Linked DNA regions of Homo sapiens: regions 2, 3, 4, 5, 6 and 7 are each linked to region 1. A link is a contact called in ENCODE Hi-C or POLR2A ChIA-PET data. All regions are on one chromosome and are shown on one strand. The core of a region is the stretch at or near the end of the contact, and the rest is flanking DNA. Distances in the headings are between cores, read along the strand shown.

What was found. Hi-C counts contacts between places; a loop is a spot of excess contacts on that map. ChIA-PET counts read pairs that join two places held with the same protein, here RNA polymerase II (POLR2A). Pooled maps may share reads with other maps.
Region 2: a pooled map shows a loop between it and region 1 (8-fold over the local background). The contact joins the promoter of ZC3H14 here to the promoter of CALM1 in region 1. A Hi-C loop is called at or near these places in 2 of 168 maps with a recorded cell type or tissue (both CD8-positive, alpha-beta T cell), 2 of 37 single-sample maps with no recorded cell type and 15 of 50 pooled maps.
Region 3: a loop to region 1 is called in a pooled map, with 12 times the contacts of the local background. The contact joins the promoter of EML5 here to the promoter of CALM1 in region 1. A Hi-C loop is called at or near these places in 1 of 168 maps with a recorded cell type or tissue (naive thymus-derived CD4-positive, alpha-beta T cell) and 7 of 50 pooled maps. POLR2A ChIA-PET finds 5 or more read pairs at or near these places in 1 of 52 experiments (activated CD4-positive, alpha-beta T cell).
Region 4: a pooled map shows a loop between it and region 1 (12-fold over the local background). The contact joins the promoter of TTC8 here to the promoter of CALM1 in region 1. A Hi-C loop is called at or near these places in 2 of 168 maps with a recorded cell type or tissue (aorta and ascending aorta), 4 of 37 single-sample maps with no recorded cell type and 14 of 50 pooled maps. POLR2A ChIA-PET finds 5 or more read pairs at or near these places in 1 of 52 experiments (activated B cell).
Region 5: a map of CD4-positive, alpha-beta T cell shows a loop between it and region 1 (8-fold over the local background). The contact joins the promoter of TC2N here to the promoter of CALM1 in region 1. A Hi-C loop is called at or near these places in 4 of 168 maps with a recorded cell type or tissue (CD4-positive, alpha-beta T cell, CD4-positive, alpha-beta memory T cell and naive thymus-derived CD4-positive, alpha-beta T cell), 1 of 37 single-sample maps with no recorded cell type and 10 of 50 pooled maps. POLR2A ChIA-PET finds 5 or more read pairs at or near these places in 3 of 52 experiments (CD4-positive, alpha-beta T cell, CD4-positive, alpha-beta memory T cell and OCI-LY7).
Region 6: a map with no recorded cell type shows a loop between it and region 1 (6-fold over the local background). The contact joins the enhancer-like site here to the promoter of CALM1 in region 1. A Hi-C loop is called at or near these places in 2 of 37 single-sample maps with no recorded cell type and 2 of 50 pooled maps. POLR2A ChIA-PET finds 5 or more read pairs at or near these places in 1 of 52 experiments (activated T-cell).
Region 7: a pooled map shows a loop between it and region 1 (5-fold over the local background). The contact joins the enhancer-like site here to the promoter of CALM1 in region 1. A Hi-C loop is called at or near these places in 2 of 50 pooled maps.

The regions. Positions count from the first base shown.
Region 1 is chr14:90,395,460-90,398,674 of GRCh38, forward strand. It overlaps CALM1 (calmodulin 1), which reads left to right and starts at 1,570. Exons shown (of 6, transcript NM_006888.6): 1 at 1,570-1,774. The coding sequence starts at 1,772. RefSeq lists silencers at 1,262-1,681, 1,962-2,121, 2,132-2,681, 2,762-2,831, 2,872-2,941 and enhancers at 1,366-1,660, 1,782-1,831, 3,002-3,215.
Region 2 is chr14:88,561,493-88,564,707 of GRCh38, forward strand. ZC3H14 (zinc finger CCCH-type containing 14) reads left to right here and starts at 1,545. Exons shown (of 17, transcript NM_024824.5): 1 at 1,545-1,677; 2 at 2,159-2,201. The coding sequence starts at 1,642. RefSeq lists a silencer at 1,334-2,043.
Region 3 is chr14:88,791,282-88,794,496 of GRCh38, forward strand. EML5 (EMAP like 5) reads right to left here and starts at 1,672. Exons shown (of 44, transcript NM_183387.3): 1 at 1,026-1,672. The coding sequence starts at 1,222. RefSeq lists silencers at 1,183-1,262, 1,453-1,812.
Region 4 is chr14:88,823,072-88,826,286 of GRCh38, forward strand. TTC8 (tetratricopeptide repeat domain 8) reads left to right here and starts at 1,580. Exons shown (of 15, transcript NM_144596.4): 1 at 1,580-1,750. The coding sequence starts at 1,637. RefSeq lists an enhancer at 1,232-1,591.
Region 5 is chr14:91,866,064-91,869,278 of GRCh38, forward strand. It overlaps TC2N (tandem C2 domains, nuclear), which reads right to left and starts at 1,473. Exons shown (of 12, transcript NM_001128596.3): 1 at 1,199-1,473. RefSeq lists an enhancer at 1,639-1,688.
Region 6 is chr14:89,163,887-89,167,101 of GRCh38, forward strand. The region is part of intron 5 of FOXN3 (forkhead box N3); the gene reads right to left. Among named protein-coding and RNA genes, the nearest start is that of FOXN3-AS3, 180 kb to the right of the region's middle. RefSeq lists enhancers at 1,105-2,036, 1,281-1,330, 1,531-1,660. Within about 2 kb of position 1,430, at least 9 of the 41 ENCODE cell types and tissues checked have a DNase peak (open chromatin) inside an H3K27ac peak, as active enhancers do.
Region 7 is chr14:89,275,013-89,278,227 of GRCh38, forward strand. The region is part of intron 4 of FOXN3 (forkhead box N3); the gene reads right to left. Among named protein-coding and RNA genes, the nearest start is that of FOXN3-AS3, 74 kb to the right of the region's middle. RefSeq lists an enhancer at 1,640-1,739. Within about 2 kb of position 1,584, at least 6 of the 41 ENCODE cell types and tissues checked have a DNase peak (open chromatin) inside an H3K27ac peak, as active enhancers do.

The sequences.
Region 1 (3,215 bases), core at 320-2,819:
TTTCTAATCTGCAGAGGGAAGGCAGCATCCCCTGGCTTGCTGCTGCAGCCTCTCTTTAAATTAAACAGCAGGTTCACTCTTTCTGCGGCATTCCAGAAGGAACATCAGTAGGAACAGCTCCACAGATGCTGACGTCTTGTCTAAGGTTATCCCAAGAAGTCCTGTGGCATTTGCAATGTGCCTGTACATTTTTCCTTTTTTAAAAAACATATTCCTGCAGACTTTGTTGAAAGCAGAAACAAACACAAGCAAGCAAAGCCCTTTCTAGCACAGCATGTTAATCACACACTTTGCCATATTCTGTGAAACAGTAAGCAAATGATAACCTCCAACTGTTGCCCGGGCCCTGTAAAACAGAAGATCAAATTCTGTGTTCTGCCTTGGCAAGAAAAGAAACTGCAGCATTTTGTCTAGATTTTTACAAGTCCTGGGGTTCACATTACTGGCTGAAATTGTTCTTTCTCTACTTTACAGAAAAATGGAAAACACTAGTAAACTTAAAGATTTAAATATTATTTTAAAAGGAATATAATAAAAAATGGAAAACACTAGTATATTTAAAGATTTAAATAGTCTTTTAAAAGGAATATAATCAAAACTGTAGTTTAAAATACAATCTAGCTCCATAAGAGAGGCAATTGGCTGTGTGTTCCACTTGTAATGCAGAGGATTTGAAGCATCTATTTTTTCCCTTGTTTCTATGGATTTATGAATAAAGACTCTGACCCTTCTCAGGATCAGGAAAATTACGAAAAATTTAAAGCCTGGGTTTAAGGTCTGTAGAAGCTGCACAGGTACACTAATTTTAGTAAGACGGGCGCCAGGAAAAAGAACAAAATAGTAGGGGAGAAATATTCAGGCATCCTAAAAAATATTCAGTGGAAACGTAAAAACATTAAAGACTGATTAAACATCGCAGCATGACACAGATTTAGCAACTGAGCATAAATAATTTGACTCGGATACTGCTCCAAAATCCGAAGAGGACCAATTTCTTCCAGGAGGACAACTACCTCGTCCTCTGCAGACCCCTCTCCTCGGCAGCTGAAGGAGTGTGGCCAATCTGCCTCCACCTCCCCGCGGACCCCCTACTCTCAGGACCTCCTGCAGCACCCCAAACTGGAAGTGGCCGCTGCAGACCCAAGGACGAGGGGCACGCGGGAGCCGGCAGCCCTAGTGGAGCGGTTGGAGATGTTGAGGTGGGAGGGTCACCCAGGTGGGGTGAGGCTGGGGTAGGTAGCGGAGTGAACGGCTTCCGAAGCTCTGGGCCGCCCCCAGGTTGGACTAAGCAGGCGCTCTGTCTTCGCCCCCGCCCAGGGTGGGCGTCTCCTGAGGACTCCCCGCCACACCTGACCCGAGACCGCGCGCCCAGCCTAGAACGCTTCCCCGACCCAGCGTAGGGCCGCCGCGACTGGCGCGCAGGGGGCGGCGGGAGGCCTGGCGAACCCGGGGGCGGGACCAGGCGGGCAAGGCCCGGCTGCCGCAGCGCCGCTCTGCGCGAGGCGGCTCCGCCGCGGCGGAGGGATACGGCGCACCATATATATATCGCGGGGCGCAGACTCGCGCTCCGGCAGTGGTGCTGGGAGTGTCGTGGACGCCGTGCCGTTACTCGTAGTCAGGCGGCGGCGCAGGCGGCGGCGGCGGCATAGCGCACAGCGCGCCTTAGCAGCAGCAGCAGCAGCAGCGGCATCGGAGGTACCCCCGCCGTCGCAGCCCCCGCGCTGGTGCAGCCACCCTCGCTCCCTCTGCTCTTCCTCCCTTCGCTCGCACCATGGTAGGTCGGGAGTGGCAAATGCCGGCGTAGCAGCTGCCCGAGATTTCTTCCCAGATTTCTAGTTGTTTTGTTTGTTTTTTGTTTGTTTTTGGTTCTTGGAGGTTTTTCTTTTCTGAGTGTTACGCAGCAGCTGCGCTTAAAGGAGGTTGCATTTTGGATTTGCATCTCGGCGACCTCTGCCAGGGAGCTTCATTTATTGGTTCCCCTTGGAGCTGGACTTGGTCGTAGGCCGTCCACGGGCAGGGGCTCCGGCCGCAACTGCAGCGGGGGTTTCTGCATCCAATCCCCCTGCCCCCCGCCCAGCCCCGCACCCACTGCATCCACTAGCGCCGCACCCGGGCTGCCTGCAGCGCAGCGTTTCGGCCTGGGAGCCGGGCGGGGCCGGGCACTAGACCCCCCCCCCCGGCCCGCCCCTCCCCACCCCGCTTCTCCGCCGGCGCGAAGGTGGCAGGTCGGGCGGGCAGTGGAGAATGAATGGGCTGGAGCTGGCCGGTGGCGCACATTGTTCCGGCCGGGTGTTGAGGGGCGCAGTCAGCGCCCGCCACCTCCCCACTTTGGCCGGCCCTGCTGGGCGCCCTCCCTCGGTCGCTCTCCCCTCCTTCTTCCCGGGGGGCGCGGCGCGGGCGTGGGCTGGGAAGGAAGGAGCCGGGGAAGGGTGGGGTTGGGGGCAGGAAGGCGAGGGGTTGGGGGCGGAGAGGGCGGAAGCGGCGGCCGGGCCGCCCTGCGCCCGGGCGGGGCCCTGCGGTGTGGCCGTGGCTTGTTCCTGCCGCTTTCGCACCCTGCGGCCCCCCACCCAGTGCAGCAGTGCGGGCGGGCGTGAGCCTCGGTGCACCAGGAGGCACTTCCCGCGGGAGGCGCTGGGCTCGCGCTAATTGGGGCGGGGGGGGGGGGCGGCGGGGGAGGAGGGAACTGGCGCGCGGCTTGGTTTCCATTAGAGACGCAAAGTTTCTGCTCCGGGAGGAGGCGGCGGCGCCGCGGGCTCGTCGCCTGGGGGAGCAGAAGCGGGTGGGAGGTGCGGGTGGCCTTGGCCTCAGCCCTGGTGCGCGGGGGCCGGGGGTGGTGACCCTCCTGGCCGAGGAGGGGCGGCGTCCAGACGCCCGCTCGGGGGCCGCCTTCCCCCCCACGCCTGCCCCCGGGCACGCGCCCTGCCCGGTCCCTCGCCCCGCGCCACTTCCAGTCCGCAGAGAGATGCCCTCCACGTTTCTGCTTTCTCTGCAGCCTCTAGATTGCCAGATGCGACTGTGCGCCTCGCTGGGTGTGTTTTCCACAGCCCCTTCCTCCTCGGCGTGCAGGGCTGACATCACCGACTGCGTTTCTGGTTTGGCGGGTGGGGAGATGGTTCCCCGCAGGGTTCTGGTACACCTTTGCCCCCAGGGCTAGCGCCATTTGGGGGAGGAGGTTTTCGTTGTCGAGAAAGTTGGATGCTCCTGGTAACCCCTCT
Region 2 (3,215 bases), core at 295-2,794, 1.8 Mb before region 1:
AAGTGAACAGACATGTTAGTGAACCCTTTGGCAAAGAACTGTGGGCAGCCTCTAGGACTTGAGAGTGGCTTCCAGATGATAGCCAGAAAAAAATCTGGGTCCTTACTCATAAAGCCACAAGGAAATGAATTATTTTTTTTTTTCCTGAGACAGGGTCTCACTCTCTCATCAAGGCTGTAGTGGCATGATCTTGGCTCACTGCAACCTCTGCCTCCCAGGCTCAAGCAATCCTCCCCTCTCGGCTTCCCAACTAGCTGAGACTAGAAGTGCATGCCACCACGCCCAGCTAATTTTTTGTACTTTTGAAGAGACATGTTTTTGCCATGTTGCCCAGGCTGGTCACGAACTCCTGGTCTCAAGTGATCCGCCAGCCTAAGCCTCCCAAACTGCTGGGATTACAGGCATGAGCCACCGCACTCAGCCAGAAATGAATTCTTGCTAACAACCTGAATGAGCCTGAACATAGATTCCTCCTCAGTCAAGCCTCCAGATGAGAATACAGCCTGCCTGACACGATTGTAGCCTTGTGAGACCCTGAGCAGAGGACCCAGTGAGGTTGACCCACGGAAACCATGAGATGATAAACGTTTGTGTTTTAAGCTGCTAAATTTGTGGTCATCTGTTATGCAGCAATGGATAACAGAGACCACTCTCAGGAATTAGTGGATATGAGGGAGAAAGGAGACCTCTCTGTGCTTCCTCTGTTTCCCAGGTTTTGTGATCAGGGATAGGGAGAATTCGGCTATTGATACAAATAGGGGAATCAACAGTAGTAACCTATTGAGTGGAGGAAGGGGAGATGAAGGCGACTTCTGTCTAAGCGCTGAGTTGGGAGAAAATAAGAGTAGTTACTTAGAATTTGGGAGTGGGGTTTGTGTGAGAATTCAAGGCTGATGGAAAATTCGGTCATTATCAGCACAGAGTTGACAACTTAAGTCCTAAGAACAAAAGTGTTGTCCCACGGAGGGTGTTCAGAGAAGCAGGAGGATGGGATTCGTCTCGGGGAGAGGCCACGGGTGGCCCTGGAAGAAGGAAGGCAGAACCAAACCCAGGAGGGCCAGTGTACTGCAGAGTCAAAGAGTTGACGGATTGGCTCTGTTGCTCTGGATAGTCCATTTTCCCTTCAAGGGTAATTGCAGTGCAACCTCTAATGGGCAGACTCCATTTTACAGGTAAGAAAAGTTGAAATACCTGGACCGATACCATACTGACAGTAAGTGAGGGCTGGATTTGAACTCGCGTCTCATATCACAGCCCAAGATCTTTCTGCTACACATTTAATTCATTCTTACCATCCAAGAGAGAATAAAATGAATAAGCGGAGGGCCAGCAGAGAGACTAACGAAAGGTCCCCGAGGTGCCCGGGAGGCGGAGCTGCAAGACCACCCGCACGCGCACGCCGCCGCCCTCCTTGCCTGAGCACAGGTTTCGCGGGTAGAAGGCGTGCGCAGGCGCGGACACGGGCGCATGCGCGTTCACTCCGGCGCGCAGTGCCGGCCGGGGCGGGGATACGCCGTGTGCGCGGCCGGGGGCGGAACGGAGGAGGAGGCGGTGGTGTCCCGGCTGCGGGGTAGGAGTCCGCGGCAGCCTCCGGGTAAGCCAAGCGCCGCGCAGTGCTGAGTTCCCGCACGCCGCAGAGCCATGGAGATCGGCACCGAGATCAGCCGCAAGATCCGGGTGAGGCCCGTGCCGGTCGGGGGTGGGAAGCCAGGTCTCGGCGAGCGGGCGGTTGTCAGGAGTAACGGGGACTGTGGGCCCGGGTGGACGCCGCGGCCTGGCCTCCGCTGGACGCTCCTGGCGGGCTGCGGCTCCTCCTCGTCCAGGCCGCCTCGGCCCTGGGGACATTTGCGGCCTCGGAGCGTGGCTGCGGCTGAAGTAGCCGCCGGGAAATGGAAGGACAGGCGCAGGCCCGGCTGGAGCCACCACCGCGGCGCACGGCGCCGCTTTGGATCCGCTGCGGGAGGTGGGCGCCGCGGGGCTGGGGCTGGAGCTGGAGTGGGGTGCGGGGTGGGGGGCGGTGCAGGCGAGGCTCCTCCCAGCCCCCGCCCGGGGGATCCGAGGTGCGCGCACCAGCAAAGTGGCCTCAGCCGCTGCAGAGTCCGGTCTTGTTTTCCTAGAGCCGCCTTTCTCACATGCACGTTTGCTCTTTTTCTCTCAGAGTGCCATTAAGGGGAAATTACAAGAATTAGGAGCTTATGTTGGTAAGTGTTTTTTTGGTTGTTAGTCTTACAGAATTTAGAGTTTGCAGCTAATAGAATTTTAGTGAATGCGTATTTCTCACCGTACTTTGGACATTGGGAGAGACTCCCTTCTACCTTCTTCAAATCTTATACTCCCTGGTTACTTCTTTATCATCTTTTTGCAACCTTGTTTTTTTTCTCCCAAACCTCCTTCTGTTATGGTGTTTTGAAATTTAGTTTCCTCCGTTAAGGCTCTGTTTGACCGAATTTTATTTTATGTTTTTCCTATTCTCTCTCTCTCTCATTTTAAATTCTAGGGACGGGTCTCGCTACGTTGCCCAGGCTGGTCTTAACTCCTGGGCTCAAGCAATTATCTGACCTTAGCCTCCCTAGGTGCTGGGAGTGCGGGGATTACTGGTGTGAGCCACCATGCCTGTTTAAAGTTTCCTATTCTTGTTACTTTCCTCTTGACATTTGTTTTTAGAACTCTGATGTTGGATGTGAATGTTTGATGCTTTCTGGCATTTGCTTCTGTAATGGTTCAGTGAGTTTTATTTTCCGATCTCTTTATGTTTTCCCTCTCTCTCTGAAACAGTAAGGCTTTTTCCGTCTCTTTATTCTTTTATAATTTGAGTGTTTACTCTGGGTCAGGTACTGTGCTTAACTATTGTATATGTATTAACTCAGGATAATCCCTACGAGAATCCTGGAAGGTAAGTGGCAGTATCTTTGACTGTGTAAACAAGGAAACTGAGGCTTTGCCTACTTGAGCAAGGTTTTATGGTTTGCCCCCAAAGCTGGTGCCTCCTATAAAAATAATAGCTACCACTAATGACAGTGGTTCTCAAAGTGTGGGAGACTCCAAGGGCCTCTGAAGTCAAAACTGTTTTCATATTAATACTAAGATGGTATTTGTTATTTTTCACTGTGGTGGTGGTGTTTGGATTGTGTAAAACTAATGGTTGATAAAACTTGTCAGCATAGTAACACCATAATGAAATCATATTCAAATCACTCCCCCCTTGTAGTTTTTTT
Region 3 (3,215 bases), core at 422-2,921, 1.6 Mb before region 1:
CATACATGAGGGAATAACATTTTGTAACCAAACCCAAATCGTAGAATCTTTGATAAAACCCCAAGAGCACCACACAAACACATTCTCAATTGCTTTTAATATATTTTCCTCTGTAAAGGACAAAAAATGCTGTGCTTGAGGCAATAATCAGTGGCCTAGAATGATTTCTGAAGCTCTTGACTTTACCATAAAAGTTGTACTAAGACACTGATTGAAAATTACATTTCAAATATACCGCTCACTAAAGAAATGTCAACAAGCTCTGGGACCAACTTTGAGTTATTGTCCAAGGAAGACTAAAAATAGCCCCCCAATAGCGATTTAATTTTAAGAAAATACAAAAGTAGCTTATTTAGGAGTATTTTAATGAAGATGAAGAGAACTGGAAATCAGTGAAGTTTTCAGCAGCCTCTTCAGATAAGACCTACCTTAAATTGCCTTCAGGTGTGCACATTTTAACATCCAGTGAATTGCCTGGAGGTTGCCTGGGGTTTCTGCTGATTATAGCAGGCGGTGAAACCTGAACTAATAATTACGGCCAGGAGGTGAGAGCCCTTCAGGACGCCACCCTGGGCGCGCTCCCCGGGAGCAGCCCACCGCTTGCTGTGCTTCCATCAGTCCTTTATTAGGTAAAGGGTTTCCCCCCACCCCGGGTGCTTTAAGAATGCGTTTAATAAGAAATTTCTCACAGGATCTAACGGAATAAAGTGCCACCAAAATAACCTTTTCGCAGTTTTCGTAATTGTGATGGAGTGGGAAAGGGGACAAAGCCGTCAAACCGGGTGCCCGGTGGATCCGCGGACCTGATCTTCCTGCACGGACCCGAGAGAGAGTCCCTAGACGAGGAAGAGGGGAAAGGCATTTGTAGGGTGTTAACTGGTGGACTCGGGACCAGAGAGACAGCTGCGGATTCCCCTCGGGGTGATGCTCCGTGCAGGAGCGGTCACGGCGTCCAGAGGAACCCGCGGGTGCAAACTCCGGGAGCGGCTTGCAGGGTGACGGCGGCGGCCCCCGCTCCCCGGTACCTGATGATGTCGTCGCTGTGGCCCCGGTAGAACTTCTGCCTGTGCTCCCGCGGGCTGTACACCACGCCGACCCCCGCCACGAAGTATACGATCTCCTTGGCCGCAGTGTAGTAGAGGTTGTTGCGGCACTGGTGGCCCCGGTAGCCGTACACCCACTCGAGCCGCAGGTGGCAGCTCGGGGCGCTCCGGGCCGCCATGTCGGGGCGCCCACCCGCCGCTCCCGCTCGGGCCCGCGGCGGCGACGGGAGGCGGCGGCGGCCCGGCAACGAAAGCCCTCCCGCTGGCTGCCGGGACTTCCCGCCAGCCGCGTCCTCTAAGCCGCGCCCGTCAGGTGCATCTCGTTTCGGGGGCCGCCGCCGCCTCAGCCCACAGGCGGGAGGAAAACCCTCGCCTCGCGGAACATGCTGAGGGCCGCGAGCGCCGCCGGCTGTCAAGTGGATGCCCAGAGCCCTTCGCCCGCCTCGGCTCGCCTAGTCTCCTCAGCCCGTAGCGCCTGGGCCGAGAGCGAGGGCCCGCCTCCAGCTCCTCAGCCGCCGCCCGCGCACGCAGCTCCCAGCCCCGGTCACCTGCGGCGCTCGCGCCCCGCCGCGGCTTTGTAGCCACAGCCTGGCGGACCCGCGCCGCGCACCCCGAAACCGAGCGAGCCGAGCCGAGCCGAGCCGAGCGGCGGGCGCGCGGCCTTGCGTGGCCCCGCCCCCTCCCGCGCTCACTCCGCCCCTCCCGGAGCCGAGAAGAGGCTGGAGTTCGCGGGGCCACGGTCTAGTTGCGGAGTCGCTGGGACCGCGTCTCTGCAAGTGCGCGGGCCGGTGAGCCCTCCCTCGTTGAGCTGCTTAAGCCCAGGCGGACCCTCGGCGACCCCGGGCTCCCGCTGCTTTGCGTCCTCAACCGGGAAGCACCTGCCGGTTCCGCACGGTCCCTGCACCCAGCGTAGGCCACGTTTTTGCCTGGGAAAATCCACACCGGGATGCTAAATTCTCTTTTTTACGCTTGATACCTTGTGTGTCTTGCTGCCTTATAGTGCTTTCGGACCCAGACATTGGAATGATGCCGAGCTTCCTAAATGTGCTTTTAAATTATTATTTTTAGAAACAGAGCCTCGCTCTGTCGCCCAGGCTGGAGTGGAGTGGCGCAGTCTCAGCTCACTGTAGCCTCCAACTCCTGGGCTCCAGCGATCCTCCCGCCTCAGTCTCCGGAGTAGTAAGGAGTACAGTTGCGTACCACTATGCCCGGCAAATGTTTTGCTTTGTTTTTAAGTTTATTTTGTAGAGGCGGGGGTCTTGCTGTGTTGCCCAGGCTGGTCTCCACCTCCTGACCTTCAGCAGTTCTTCTGCCTCAGGCCTCCCAAAGCGCTGGGATTACAGGCCCAATCCACTGCTCCTGGTCCTAAGTGTATGTTTTCTTAAGTGACCGCAAAGCTGAAGGTAGACTTTAGATGGTAAACTGACATGTGAGATCTGATTTCCGAATAGCAAAAAAAAAAAAAATTGTACTTCGATTTTTTTAAAAATGACTGGGACATCACCAACAGTTACTCTTAATTAAATAAATTCAATTGTGATCCTGTAGAAAACTCCTGTAATAAAAGTATTGGGAACAATCAATTCCTGACTATGTCATTTCCCCTCCTACTCAGTTGTGTCCTCTTCTCACAGGAATATGAACAAGATTTATCAATACCTCTAAAAATAATTGGAAATCCACAATTTAAAAAGTGTTAAGTTCAGGATGGCCACAAGATTTACAACAAAAAAATACTAATTCAGGATATACCAATATGAACCCTTATTGTCTAAAAATTACTGTTTGATTTCCATAGGAAATACCAAGACAGAAATCTGACAAAAGCTAAAATAAACTACCATCGTTTCAAGAAATATGACTCCAAAAGGGGTTGACTCCTGTGTGGTACAGATATATTGGAATAGATGTTATCCAATGTCTACTTCCTCAAAGATGCCAGTTACTAACTTGAGACAGGATTACCGTTTCGTCTTTGATTATGACTTCTAATCTGCAAGCAGTTTACATGCAGGAAATAAAGGCCATCTGAAAGGAATTTACATAGATGTCATGAAAAGTAAACTCTGAAAGAGTTTCCATTCTGGGCAGAATCTGAAAAAGAGGAATAGCTTTCTGGCAGCTGCTGCAAATAAACAAAGAAATCAGGCCTGAGAAGTGGCTCTAAGGCCC
Region 4 (3,215 bases), core at 330-2,829, 1.6 Mb before region 1:
ACAAATGTCAACATCTCACACAATAGAGAAACTGGGTATATGGGAACTGTCTACTATTTTTGTGACTTTTCTGTAAATCGAAAACTATTCTTTAAAAAAGTTTATTTAGAACATCTGACTATATGCTAGAGAGTAAAAGATAAGGATCTATGAACTGAGATCTAGCATCATTTGTGAAACTGACCCTTTTAAAGGGTTTCTCTGTGCTTCACTTTCTCTAGTAGGGTTGAAAATCACTTACATAGTAATCTGCTTACAGTGTACCAGAAAACAAAAAGACGCTGTGAAATATTGAGCCCAATTGTCAATTGTCGGCATGTGCGTTCTTAAAAATTTGACACTCAGAAACCATGGGCTGCTTCATTAGGACCTTTAGGGAGATTACATTTCTACCGGCAGTTCCAGGAGAACACAAATAGACTAATGACAATACACTTAACTGTAACAATGACAATCCTGATAATTACTGACTTCCAAAATACAACAATTCAAGAAAGACTGCTTAGTAGAGAATAAAAGGTAACAATAAATTTCTTAGTTTAGAAGCATAAGTTTCATTTTAATACCTATGAAAAATATAAATATGTGGATTAAATAGAATGTCTAATGTTTTCTCAGACCCCAGTGGTTTGAGAAAAGCCTACCTGGATTTAGCCGGTCACACCTCTCTTTTCATAACCATTGCAATTTTAAGCATATTTGTCATCTGTGCAAATTTCTAGAGAAAAGTCAGAATTGTGTTTGAAGAAATCACTCTGCACAAGTAAACCCTTGCCAAACAGCAAGTGCCAGGAGACGATGTTTCACAAAGCTTTTAAAAATTATTATTATTATTATTATTATTATTATTTTGCACACATTATCTAGTTTGGTAAAACTGTCACCAATTTACAATCCGGAATCACCATGTGAGTCGAATTAACAAATGTATTAGCAACTTGTAGTCAACCAGATTGCAGTTCCAGCTCCCTAACTCAATGCAATTTTAATAATTTCTCTTCTCTGAGTCTATCTCAGTTTCTCATCTGTAAAATGAGTAAAAGCAAACCACTTGCAGTTCAGATGTTGAGATTCGGTGGGAAGGACCTCGAGAAACAGCGGACAATTTCAGGATTTAGGACTTTAGGTCTTGATGGGTGGATGGTACTGTGGAAGCTGTTTACTTGTTTGTATTTCTAGAATCGGAAGGTAAAGCGAAAGGGATGGAAACGAGCGAATGGAAGAAGTAGGACAGACACCAGACAGAGATCAACTCCAGGGACTCTTCCGGACCTGCAGGGCAGGCAGAGCATTCGGTTGCTAGGCAGCTGCGCCTCCTGGGAGGGTGGGGGACCCCAGGGGCAGGTGTCTAACTCACTACCTTTTTGTTTAGCCGCGGTGCCTTCTTTTCAAAATCAATGAAACCTGTAGCCTTTAAAAGTAGACATCTTTTTCCAACCAAGTTTAGGCAAGCCCTGTAGCCGAGTTCTGCTTGCGGTTGTTTTTCTTTTTCCTGTTCTCAGGCGCGCTGCGGGCACCTCTCGGACAAGGCCCCAGCCGTCGCGGGTTGCCGGGCAGAGTCGGACGCCGCCAGCTCTTCACTCCACGCCCACCTCTCTCCTGGAGCGCTGGGCCTTCGCTGGCCGCACCGGCAGCCATGAGCTCGGAGATGGAGCCGCTGCTCCTGGCCTGGAGCTATTTTAGGCGCAGGAAGTTCCAGCTCTGCGCCGATCTATGCACGCAGATGCTGGAGAAGTCCCCTTATGACCAGGTACCGGCCAGCTCCCGTCAGCCTGTGCATCCTGACGCTGAGGCTGCGGGGTCTGGGGCATATCCCAGCCCCGGGTTGGGAGGCCGGGGAGGAAGGCCCGAGGCGGGGCTGACCGTTCGGCCCTCGGAGGCGCCCGGAGCGAGACCTTGTGGAGCTGTGACTAGCGGGTCCGCTGTCCGCCACGTCCACGGGGATAGCAAGTTCTGTGCCATGACCGCCCCCTCCTCACAATTTTCAGCCTCCCCTCCCCTATACGTGTCCCAGAATGAGAGCCCTGAACTTTACTTGACGAGGAACTTTGATAATTCGTTTATACTTGCATATTGATGGGCTTTAAGCTCTCAGCGTGTGCGTTGTTAATTTCTAAAAAATATGCATAAACAAAGATCTGTGACTCTCCACCTCCTGTTAACATAGCTGCCTTCTTCCTTTTGGATCGAACATGTGATCCTCCCACCTCATCTTTAGACTGTTGTCCAAGAGTGAAGGAGGCCATGAGTTTAGCTTGAGGCAAATATGCAAATTAGAAGAATGAGAATCTAGGAGGGAGAAAGATACATTCATTATTTAAAAAATTACCTAGGCAAGGGAAGCTCTAATTGTAGGAGGGAGAAATGGGAAAGAAAGGCTCCTTACAAGAAGGAATGATGGCATTGATGAAAAGAGAACTTAAACTAGAGTAATGTGTATAGCGAGTGGAAAAGGTAGTATACAATGTACGTGAGCGGTACAATTCTGGTGGGCAGGTGGCTCCTGGAATAGGCAAAAAAGGAGAAAATGGGAGAACAGAAGTAGCGCTGCGGCAGTTTGTCAGTGCTTTTAGTAAGTGCGGAATATACCTACGTAGTTCTAGTTCCCTAGCTTTTCCTCTAGTGGTGTTGCCTTGGAGATGTTAGAAAAAATGGAAAATTGAAGGGAGTTACAAAAGCGGAGGCCTGAGTGTGAATGCTGTTACTAGGCTCTGCCTTAGCTCCCAGCAAATGGATGATGGATGATAACCTGCTGAGATGAACATTTTGTCTTTCAGATAGTACATCTCTCTTAGAACAGCCTACGTTAGTGGTAATACAAAGCTAGGTTCTGTTGTTAGTTCACATTAATTAATAGGACTATATTTCTGTAGACAAGCATTTTTCCAAGGTTTTTTTAAATTTTTTTTATTTTTTTTTATTTTTTTTTGAGACGGAGTCTCGCTCTGTCGCCCAGGCTGGAGTGCAGTGGCACGGCGCGATCTCGGCTGTCTGCAACCTCCGCCTCCCAGGTTCAAGCGATTCTCCTGCCTCAGACTACCGAGTAGCTGGGACTACAGTTACGTGCCACCAAGCCTGGCTAATTTTTTTGTATTTTTAGTAGAGACGGGATTTCACCGTGTTAGCCAGGGTGGTCTCGAACTCCTGACCTCGTGATCCGTCTGCCTCGGCCTCCCAAAGTGTTGGGATTACAGGCATGAGCCACCGCGCCCAGC
Region 5 (3,215 bases), core at 223-2,722, 1.5 Mb after region 1:
TGATCCTCTCAAGACAAAGACCTTTTACAAACAATATTTCATCTGGCAAGAGGGGAGTAGAGGAGAGTTCCTTTGTCAAGTCTTCTCTCTGTGGGTGACCCCGTTGGCTCAGAATGAACAACTTGGGCACATTACAGTAACCACCCAGGCCACAAAAATGCGTTGAAACCACTGAAAATGAAATAATCAGACCTACTTAAATGTTTTTACCATCTGGGCAAATAACACCCCAAGGGCCAAGACTTACCTAAGAAAGTGTCTGAAGTATGTTACCCAAGCCTGAGAGGCAACAGGTAGGTGGATTTTGTGCCAATTAGAAAGTGTTATGATTGGCAAACCACTGCAAAACTCTGAAATTGCAGTGAAATGGAAATGCTGGCTGTCATCCCCAAAGTACATTTCAAGGAATCACAAAACTTCAGAATTAGAAGCAATTATTTAGGATGAACGTTTTCACCCACATGAAAGTTGGAAGATGAGGTGGTAACACGAGAGCTTTTGCAGGCGTCCCTACTCTTAATCCTGCGCCCCTTCCACCTTGGTACCCTTCATTCTTCAGGACCTGATGGAGTGGTACAAAGCAGAGGTCACTTGACAAGCTCAGCCCAGCTCCTGGATGGGGCAAAGCTGACAAGGAATAGGCACAGGGAGCCTGGAGATCTCAGGGTCCAGGAAACAGCCTGCCCCATTAGAACTGCACAGCAGAGCACAGCACTGGGATCAGAGAGCAGGCTCATCCCCAGTCTTGTACAAAAAATAACATTTGATGATTCCCAAGGGGTAGGTAAAGCAAGTAGCATTTGGGGTTCCAGCAGCCTCTAGAACTGTTTCCCAAATGTTTGGAGCTTGACTTTGCAGTATACACTTTGCCCTGGACTGTTTTTCTCTTAATTTTTAGGCCCAAGTGTATTTTAAGGTAAATGGATCCCACATGCCTCTGGTGCATTTACACTGAACCCATCAGACCACATTTTGAAAGCGCAATTTGAGGTCCAAGAAGCCCTTGGAGGCTGCTTTTATGAGCCTGAGTTTCTTTTCTTAGAAGCAGGAAGCCACATTTTGACATGAACAAATAAAACACAAACCTTAAAGACTCGGATCTGGTTCCAAATGTGGCACCTCTGAAACCAGTGGGTCCTCAAATCATCAAGACAGAAAGCTTCCCAGTTTTCTTTTTGAGAAGTTCATGGAGACTTACCCCTGTGTTCTGTTGAGCCCAGAGGCAGTGGTTCGGAGGCGCTCGGTGCAAAGCTCACGTAAACCTTCAGCATTTCTGATTCCATCCTTCTTCCCAGCCCCTGAGTCTCCCTACACAGCAGGGACCCAGGCTCACTGCTGCCTTCTGGCCTTTGCTTTTCGGAGCCGAGCTGAGTGAGTCCCAAGGGAATCACCCTCTGTTTTATAAGCTTTGAAACCAGAGCATCCTGAGCCATTTGGTGCTGATGTGATTGCTAACACCACTTGACCCTGACTGAAGAACCACAACTAGGCATGGTTTAGATGTGCTTAGTTAGAGAAAAAAATAACCACAGCCAACAGCAAAGTGAGGTGTGTGGTGTGGGTGTGAGAAATGCTCTTGGGGTGAGGAGGGAGGACTTGCAGCTTCTTGGATGCTACAGGGCGTGGAACATGCTGTTTCCTTCCACTGAAGGCCTAAGATACTACTAAGTGGAACAGGAGAATTCCCTGGCCCCCTCACAGGATGTGCAACAGGGGTGTGGCTCTCTCTTCAGCCACCCCAAGCTAAAACCCCTTATGGGAAGGGGAGCACGCAGACAGGCAGGTGCAGGAACCAGGGTGAGCACTTTTGGGCCCCAGCCCCATGACAGCATCCCGGGGTCGGTGTCTGTGACTTCCAAAGCCCGAGTAGGCACTGAAACAGTGCAGTCTTTCAGCCTTGCCATCCGTGGACAGCTTAAGCGTTAACCAGCTTAGTGGACCCTCTCCCTTTTTGCCAGGGCAGAGGGCCAGTGTGACAGTTTCCTGTATCCCGAGCTCTTGTCCAGCATCCCGGAGGGATCAGGTCACACATGGATTTGCAGGATGAATGCAGGGGTTTTATTGAGTGGTGGAGGTGGCTCTAAGTAGGATGGATGGGGAGCTGGACAGGGGATGGAGTGGGAAGATGATCTTCCCCTGGAGTTTGGCCATCCAGTGGCCAGTTTTCAGATCGTCTCCAGTCGAATTCCTCCCAATGTTCCTTCTCTTCTCTCCTTCTTTGCCGTGCTTTTCTGCCATTCATGTCTGCTCATCTTCTTGTCTCCCCGTCTGCTTCTGGAGCCTGGAGCCTGGGGTTCAGGGTTTATATGGGTACAGGATAGGGGACATGGCAGGCCAAAAGGCAACTTTTTAGGGATGAAAACAGGAATGGCTGTCCTCATTTAGGGCCATGGGTACCCAGGCTTGAGGGTGGGGCCTTTGCCAGGGAACCACCCTCTTCTACCCAGTATTTCCCTGTCTCCTGTCCATATCACAAGGATCTGTGGAATGCCTACTAAGACTAGGGGTCCAGGACACAACTCCTGATAGGCACTGTGGGGGTCCTTAATGAATACCTCACCAACAGGTAGGATGGGAGCACCCTCAGATGGATCTGTAGACTCCACCTCAGCTATCAGGGAGTGCACTTTTTTCCTGAAGCCTTGGGTTGATTCCTGGGATGGCACATAAAGACAGCCATCCCAACCTGTTCTCCTGTGACTTGCAATGTTGACTCTCTTGGCCCCTGCACAGGGTTCTAAGACTTGAAGGATGTCCAGAGGCCCTGACCAGGAAAAGAATAATGTATCCTACAATGAGCAGAAAAGACATTGAGGGCAAGGCAGCTAGGGCTCCAGCCCCATCTGTCCACCTCTCTTTCTAGGGTTTATAACAATACATTCTCAACTCTGGCTACATAGTCAAGTTTTCAAAAATCCTGATGGCCGGGCCCTACCTAAGCCCAATGACATCAGAGTGTCTGGGGGCATGTCCCGGGGAATCAATCTTTCCTCCAAAGTTCTACTGGTTATCCGTCTATGCAGCCAGGGTTGAAGGCCACTGGTTTAAAGTAACTTGAATACATTCCTGTTCTGCAGGAGCACCGGAAATAATCTACGTAAGAGAAGGATTGTTGGTTGTTTTCTAATCAGATGAAACAGGACTCAGGGATGATGCCTCCCCCTAACTTCCCCACGACCCCTATTTCTCTGCCCCACCGCCCCCCTCCCATCAAT
Region 6 (3,215 bases), core at 180-2,679, 1.2 Mb before region 1:
CCCTCCTTTGTGATTTCCCTATAACAAGGTCCCTGCTACCCATGCCTATAAGGCGTCTGTAGCACTCATCACACCTCTGATTATTTCTTTGTGTCTTTACATCTGAGCGATGTACTTTCCTTGTGCTTCCTTATCGCGAAAGTGGGAATAGTAACTACACCTGCTCCCCGTGGGTGTGGGGCTGAGGACACGAATTAATGCCTGCAGGTGCCTGGACCACGGCTTGGCCTGACAGCAATGGCTGTGAAGCTTATTCCTGGTTAGGACCCATGCTCCTTATGTCTGGGAGGCAGCTGCCTGTCTGTTAGTGCCTGGCGCCCAGCCTTCAGAAGGATGAATACTTGCAGGAGAGGAGGGTCACTTGTAGCTGAAGGGGACGAAGGGTGGACGCCAGGGAATGTTTTGTGGAAGACAAGGCATCTGACCTTGGACACAAGGGCTGAAGAATTTGGCAGGGATGGGAACTGTTCTATGGCACCATGCTGGCCCGGTTTCCTGTAAGCTCATCTACCTCGTGATCCATTTCTAAGAGTTCTGGGGAACATGACCATACTTTTCCTGCCTAGATGACCCCAACTGTAAGTACTCTTACATCCCCTCCATAGAGGGCACTCCCCACCATCATTATGAACTGTGTGGTCATGTGTCCCATTAGAGAGCTAGCTCCATGAGACAGGGTGTGGTTACTGCTAGGCCCCCAGTGGCTATCGCCGTGTCAGCACGGTGGACACAGCAGATAAACTGAGGAAGTGCGGCACAGGTGGAATCACGTGGCTGAGAGCATGAAGCTTGGGAAATGACTGTGGGTCTCCACCACCATGACTCACCGGGCACACGCTGAGGATACGGCACTGGTAGAAGGGCTGTGGGGTCAGGACCACCAGTGAGATAACAGTAGTGACAATCTCTACCCTGGCTTTTCTCCTGTCACCCTCATGGGCCTTGAGGCTCAGGGAGACTTCAGCTGCATCCCACATAGAAAGTGAAAGGGGAAGGGAAAGAGTCCCTAATGAAAAGGGTGCAGTAGGGAGTGAGGCGAAGGAGCTGCTCTCCTGGGGCCCCAGGGCCGGTGGTATTTTGCTAAATTTAGGCTGGGGGAGAGACTCCGTACTGTCGTGTCCACCAGCAAAATGTATGAGGGTCATTATCAAAACTCAGCCTTTGCTAGATGTCCGAGAGCCTCCTGATGAACCCCAACACTTACAATGTGTGCATTTGTACACGGAAGTCCCAGTGAGACCCAGAAGGGTCCCAGCTTGTGTCCTGTGCTCCGTGATCCCAGATACACACCACCTCCCCTAAATCCTTACAGACAGAGCCTGGCTTGCAAGCCACACACGCCTGTGCTCATATCCCAGTGTTGCTTACTGGTGACTTTGAGCAGGCTGTTTTACTTCTTGAAGACTCAGCTTCCTCATCTACCTTGTGGGGCTGCGTGAGGATTAAATGAACTGTCCTGAGCACAGAGCAAGGCTGTTTGTGGTGCCTGATCATGTTTTTTACTTGTGGTCCGATTCCTGCGACTTCCTGCTGCTGTGACTTGTTCACTCTGAGCAGTCTTGTTTTCTCTTTCTATTCTGGATCGGGAGGCGTATGGGAACCCAGCACCAAGTCAGAGGAAACAGGCCCTTCAAGAGGAGTTCCTCCAGGGCTTGCCTGTGAACACAGCCCCTGAGCTTTGGGGTTTGGCCTCCTCCGTATCTGTTTTCTGCAGACTTCCTATTTCTTGGCTGTGTCTTGGGTGCATAAAGATGGCTGGGATAAGATTACTTTGAGGTGTCACCAAATGTGAAACTTGGTAAATGTAATTAATCATACAGCTAGCTATTAATAGTTATTAGAGCAAACGAAAATGAAAGTCTCGTTGTATGGTCCTTTTAATTTTTGCCATTTGAGGGAACTACTGTAAAATACAAAAATAATTCACCCACTGAACTAACATCAAACAGTTTCATAGTAAATCTAAGTATACTTGAAAGAGTAAAGTGGGCTATATTTAGCTTTTAATAAATGGATTCAGTTCTGAATGTTTCTTTTAAAAAATAACTTGGGGCTTACAACTCACGTCACTACCACAGTTAAGCAGAACATGATCCCTCTCTGAACACAGATGGGGAGAATCACGAGTGGGAGAGTGAGAAATAAAGCAAGTGCTCCACAGTGCTGATTCCTGGTGAATCTAGGTGAAGGGTCTGTGCTATTCATTGTGCTTTTCTTTCCCTTTTTTCCTAAGTTTGAACATTTTTTAAATCAAAGTTTTAGGGAGGGGGAGAAATACTCTAGAACCAAAGCAATGATGTTAAACGTGAGCTCCACACTATCATAAGAGGAATGGTTTCGAGCCTGAGAATGTCTCTTTCTTTCTTAAACAGGGAGATTAGCAGCATTAAAGAGGGGGATCCAAATGGAAACTTTCTTCTTAAAGAGATCCCATGGATTAAAGGGAGAATAGAAAAGAGAATGATTCCACAGCCCCTGATTTGATGCTGTGTGGGGCAGAGTTTCCGGTACCACCTAGAATCAGACTGCATGCCAACAGAGTCCATGACCCAAGTCCCTATTGGAACACTGGCCTACTTAACCCATTTCACAGAAAAACAGAAGCTCAGAGAGCCCCATGGTTGTTGAGTGGGGTGGCCCGGACAGTCTCAAAGATGGTTCAAGCAGGAATTCAAAATATCTCCCTGTCACTCCTGAAGAAGGAAGTTTACTGTGATGAAGACAGAAAACCAATACATCCACTGATAATATTTCTGGATGAAAACAGGTACACAGACATAACTTCAGGGAGTGAGAATTAAAATATAAATGTCTCTCTTTCTCATTTGATGAAATTAACCTTCCCTGAGATTTTAGCTTGGGATTATGTAATCCATAAGTTACACACAAAACTCAGCAGGAAGTGAAAAGCTCCTTCAATTATTAATAACTTGGTGCAATGTTATTCACGATGGTGCAAGCCAGCTGCACTGACTTGGTGTCAAATGTTTCCCGCCGCAGGGATTGCCATTACAGGACAACAAATGCTTAAAAGAAACCAGCCATTCTGAACATGTTGGAAGGTGAATTTCTAACCACTTTCTTAAAAATCATTCATTAAAGTGAACATGTGATACATCCGAAATGCCTGCAATTTTTCAGTTTTAGCTGAATTTATGTGTAACGATATTGCAATTAGCATAAATCAGAGCCACCTGATTTTACTGGGCCTCTAA
Region 7 (3,215 bases), core at 334-2,833, 1.1 Mb before region 1:
GGAATTTAGCATGAACTGTCCTATGTGCTTGACTAATGTGAATCCACCAAATCCTCACCAGGACTCCAGGAGACAAGCATTGTCATGACTCCTAAAGAGAAGTTAAGCCAGCTGCCCAAGAAACCAACACAGGGTTCACTTCCAGGTTGTCCAAACCTATAATATATCGTATTGTCTCCCTAAGATCCAAAGGACCTTGGAAAATCATCTTGTTTGGGGATGGGTATCTTCAGCCAGCCTTCCACCCACTCTGTCCTCTCCTTGCACCCGCAGCAGACACAGCTGGCTGAAGGTAACACTCTTTCTCCACTGAGCCAGAACTAAGCATCAAAATCCATTCTGACCTATTTTGGGGGAAGTTGCTAGAGTGGAACAGAGCTGGTACTAGATAGGGAATCTTTGCCATCGCTGAGGTCTGCTCCTTAAATTGCAAATGAAGCGCTAGGTATGCCACGTGGCTTGTCCAAGGTCACAAAGTTTACCAAGTGAAGGGTTGAGACCAGAACCCAGGTCCCTTGACTCATAATCCAGTGTTCCTTCCACTATAACTTCCTCTTGAGCCTTTCATGGCATGAAAGACAACCAAGGTGAGGTATCTCATACATTTCAGCAGTAAAAGTTCGTAGCAGAGTTATGGGAGGGGTAAGAGTTGTGGAGAAGGGGTGATAAACGCTGTTACTCCCAAGTAAGTTTGGATATGAAGCCAACCTAGAACATGGGAAACTGGTATTCCTCAAAGCAAGTCATCTAACCATCATGTCAACTTCATGCACATTCTACGGACTGCGTGTACATTGGTGCACATGGAGGAACAGCATGCATCTCACAGCAGAAGACCTGGTTTCCTTTTTCCCTATTTTAGCTGTGGGGGTGGGTAGGTGGGAGTCTAAGGCAACACAATCCTCCTCTGTGAGCTGAAAATGCCTTTAAGTCCTTCCATTACATTAGCTCGTCCAGTGTGAGTTGTCAGAAGTAAACGGATGGCCAGGCACAGTGGCTTAAGCATGTAATCCCAGCACTTTGGGAGGCCAAGGCAGATGGATCACATGAGATCAAAAGTTCGAGACCAGCCTGGCCAACACAGCAAATCCCCATCTCTACTAAAAATACGTAAAAATTAGCTGAGTGGGGTAGTGGATGCCTGTAATCCCAGCTACTTGGAAGGCTGAGGCAGAAGAATCACTTGAACCCGGGAGGCAGAGGTTGCAGTGAGCCAAGATCACACCACTTGCACACCAGCCTGGGCGACAAGAGCAAGACTCCGTCTCAACAACAGCAACAATAACAACAACCAACAGAAGTGAATGGAAATAAAATATGTTAGATAATTTATTTTAATTCTACCACCGCATCCTAGGGACACAGAGTTGATAATAATTAGAGGCCCAATACTATAGTGACGGAGAAAAGGAAGAGGGAAGAATGACCAGAAGGGTATAAGGGTGTCAAGTGAGTCACTGGAAAGGTTTGTAAAACCAGTGGTTTCATCTGTGCTGAGAGTGGCTGGGCTTCTTAGAGTGGGTGGGCCAAGCAGCCTTTTCCAAGAAGGGCTAGGACTCGTGGTCTGACCACAGAACGGGCTGTGAGTGGTTGAGAGGGTGGGACCTGGTTGAGAGGGTGGGACCTGGACTTCCCCTGGGGATCTCCAGCCTAACCCAGGACTGGACACACAGAGATGTACCATCAAGAAATGCTTGCAGGTGGGGTGGGGAGGGTAGGCCCAGGGAATGCCTGCTTGGAGGAAGAGCTAGAAATAAAAGCAGGCCAAAATGGTCAGGCAGTAGCTCCTCTCTGAACAAAACTCCGTGGGGAGCTCTGAGGCCAACAGGGCCTACCAAGACCAAGAGGGCAGAAGTAGGATATAAAATCAGCATGGCTTGTGGCAACTTTCAGCAGAAGGCATGAAGCTACCAAGAGCAGAGGTGCCTATGTCATTTTGGGATGAAACCATCAGAGACCAGATGAAGGGTCAGATTAGGGGTGAGGAATGTCTTTAATTATGAATCACTGACTCATTACAACAAATCATCCAAGGGTGATGTTTTAATAAAGTAACCTAATTTTAAGTTTGATGGGTGAATGGAATATGGGGGAGGGGGACAGGGAGTTTGGAAATGGGAAAATATAAAAAAGACTTTATTCTTTTCATTAACAAAATAAGAGAGATTAGTAAATGAATTAAACGAATAAAATAAAGAACACGTTTCAAACACATAGAGACCGTAACACAGAGACACACAGACACAAGAAGAAGGCACGGTGGGGACACCTGTCAGCTGGCCACGCCTGCAGGGCTCTGAATAAGCCACTCTTCTGTTCAGCCTGCCCTGGGTCCCCTCTGAAAAATGAGCTTGTCCCCTTCTAATGCTCTGCTTGGTTTCCATTGTACAAGAATTGAAGTGCTCTCTAGCCTGCTGAAACTGTCTGTAGCAGCCTAAATGGCATTTAAAATAAAGACTGTGAACTGATGAAATGACCAATTATGTTAAGTACCCATGCCTGGTGTAATCCAAACCAAATCTTACCCCATTATCCTCGAAACCGAGAGGTGATTCAGCAGCCCCTCTTGCCAGTGATTCTGAACCAAAATACAGGCACCCGACGTCCAGGGAGGACCTCGAGAACAACCAGTTAATTCTTACAATTGGTTTTGTGCTGGGAAAAATAAAGGTACTAAGTTTCCACTCTAAACCAAACAACGATTTGACAATGAAAACTGGTGCCCCGCTCTAACTATTAGGTCATTTTGATTTCAACTTTGCTTCAGGTTTTAACTTCCATTATTTCCTCTTCAGACATTGCATTATTCTTCCCGTCGCTATACAAAGGTGTCTATGAAGTGCTCAGGTTCCGCGCTGTTGCTATGGTCTCTGTGAAGCTAAGTTCTCTGGTTATTTCTCTTTCTTGCAATGACATTTTTTTTCTATTTCCACACACCTAAATCTATCTGCTTTTTTAAGGCCTTAAGTGTCAGTTCTCCCAAGAAATGACAGCCCCTCTGCTCCCACCCTTCTGACAAAAATAGGTCTCCCTCCTCTACACGACAGGGCACCCCCACTGTATTAGTCCATTTTCACGCTGCTGATAAAGACATACTGGAGACTGGGTAATTTATAAAGAAAAAGAGGTTTAATGGACTCACAGTTCCACGTGGCTGGAGAGGCCTCACAATCATGGTGGAAGACAAAAGATACGTCTTACATGGCGACAGACAA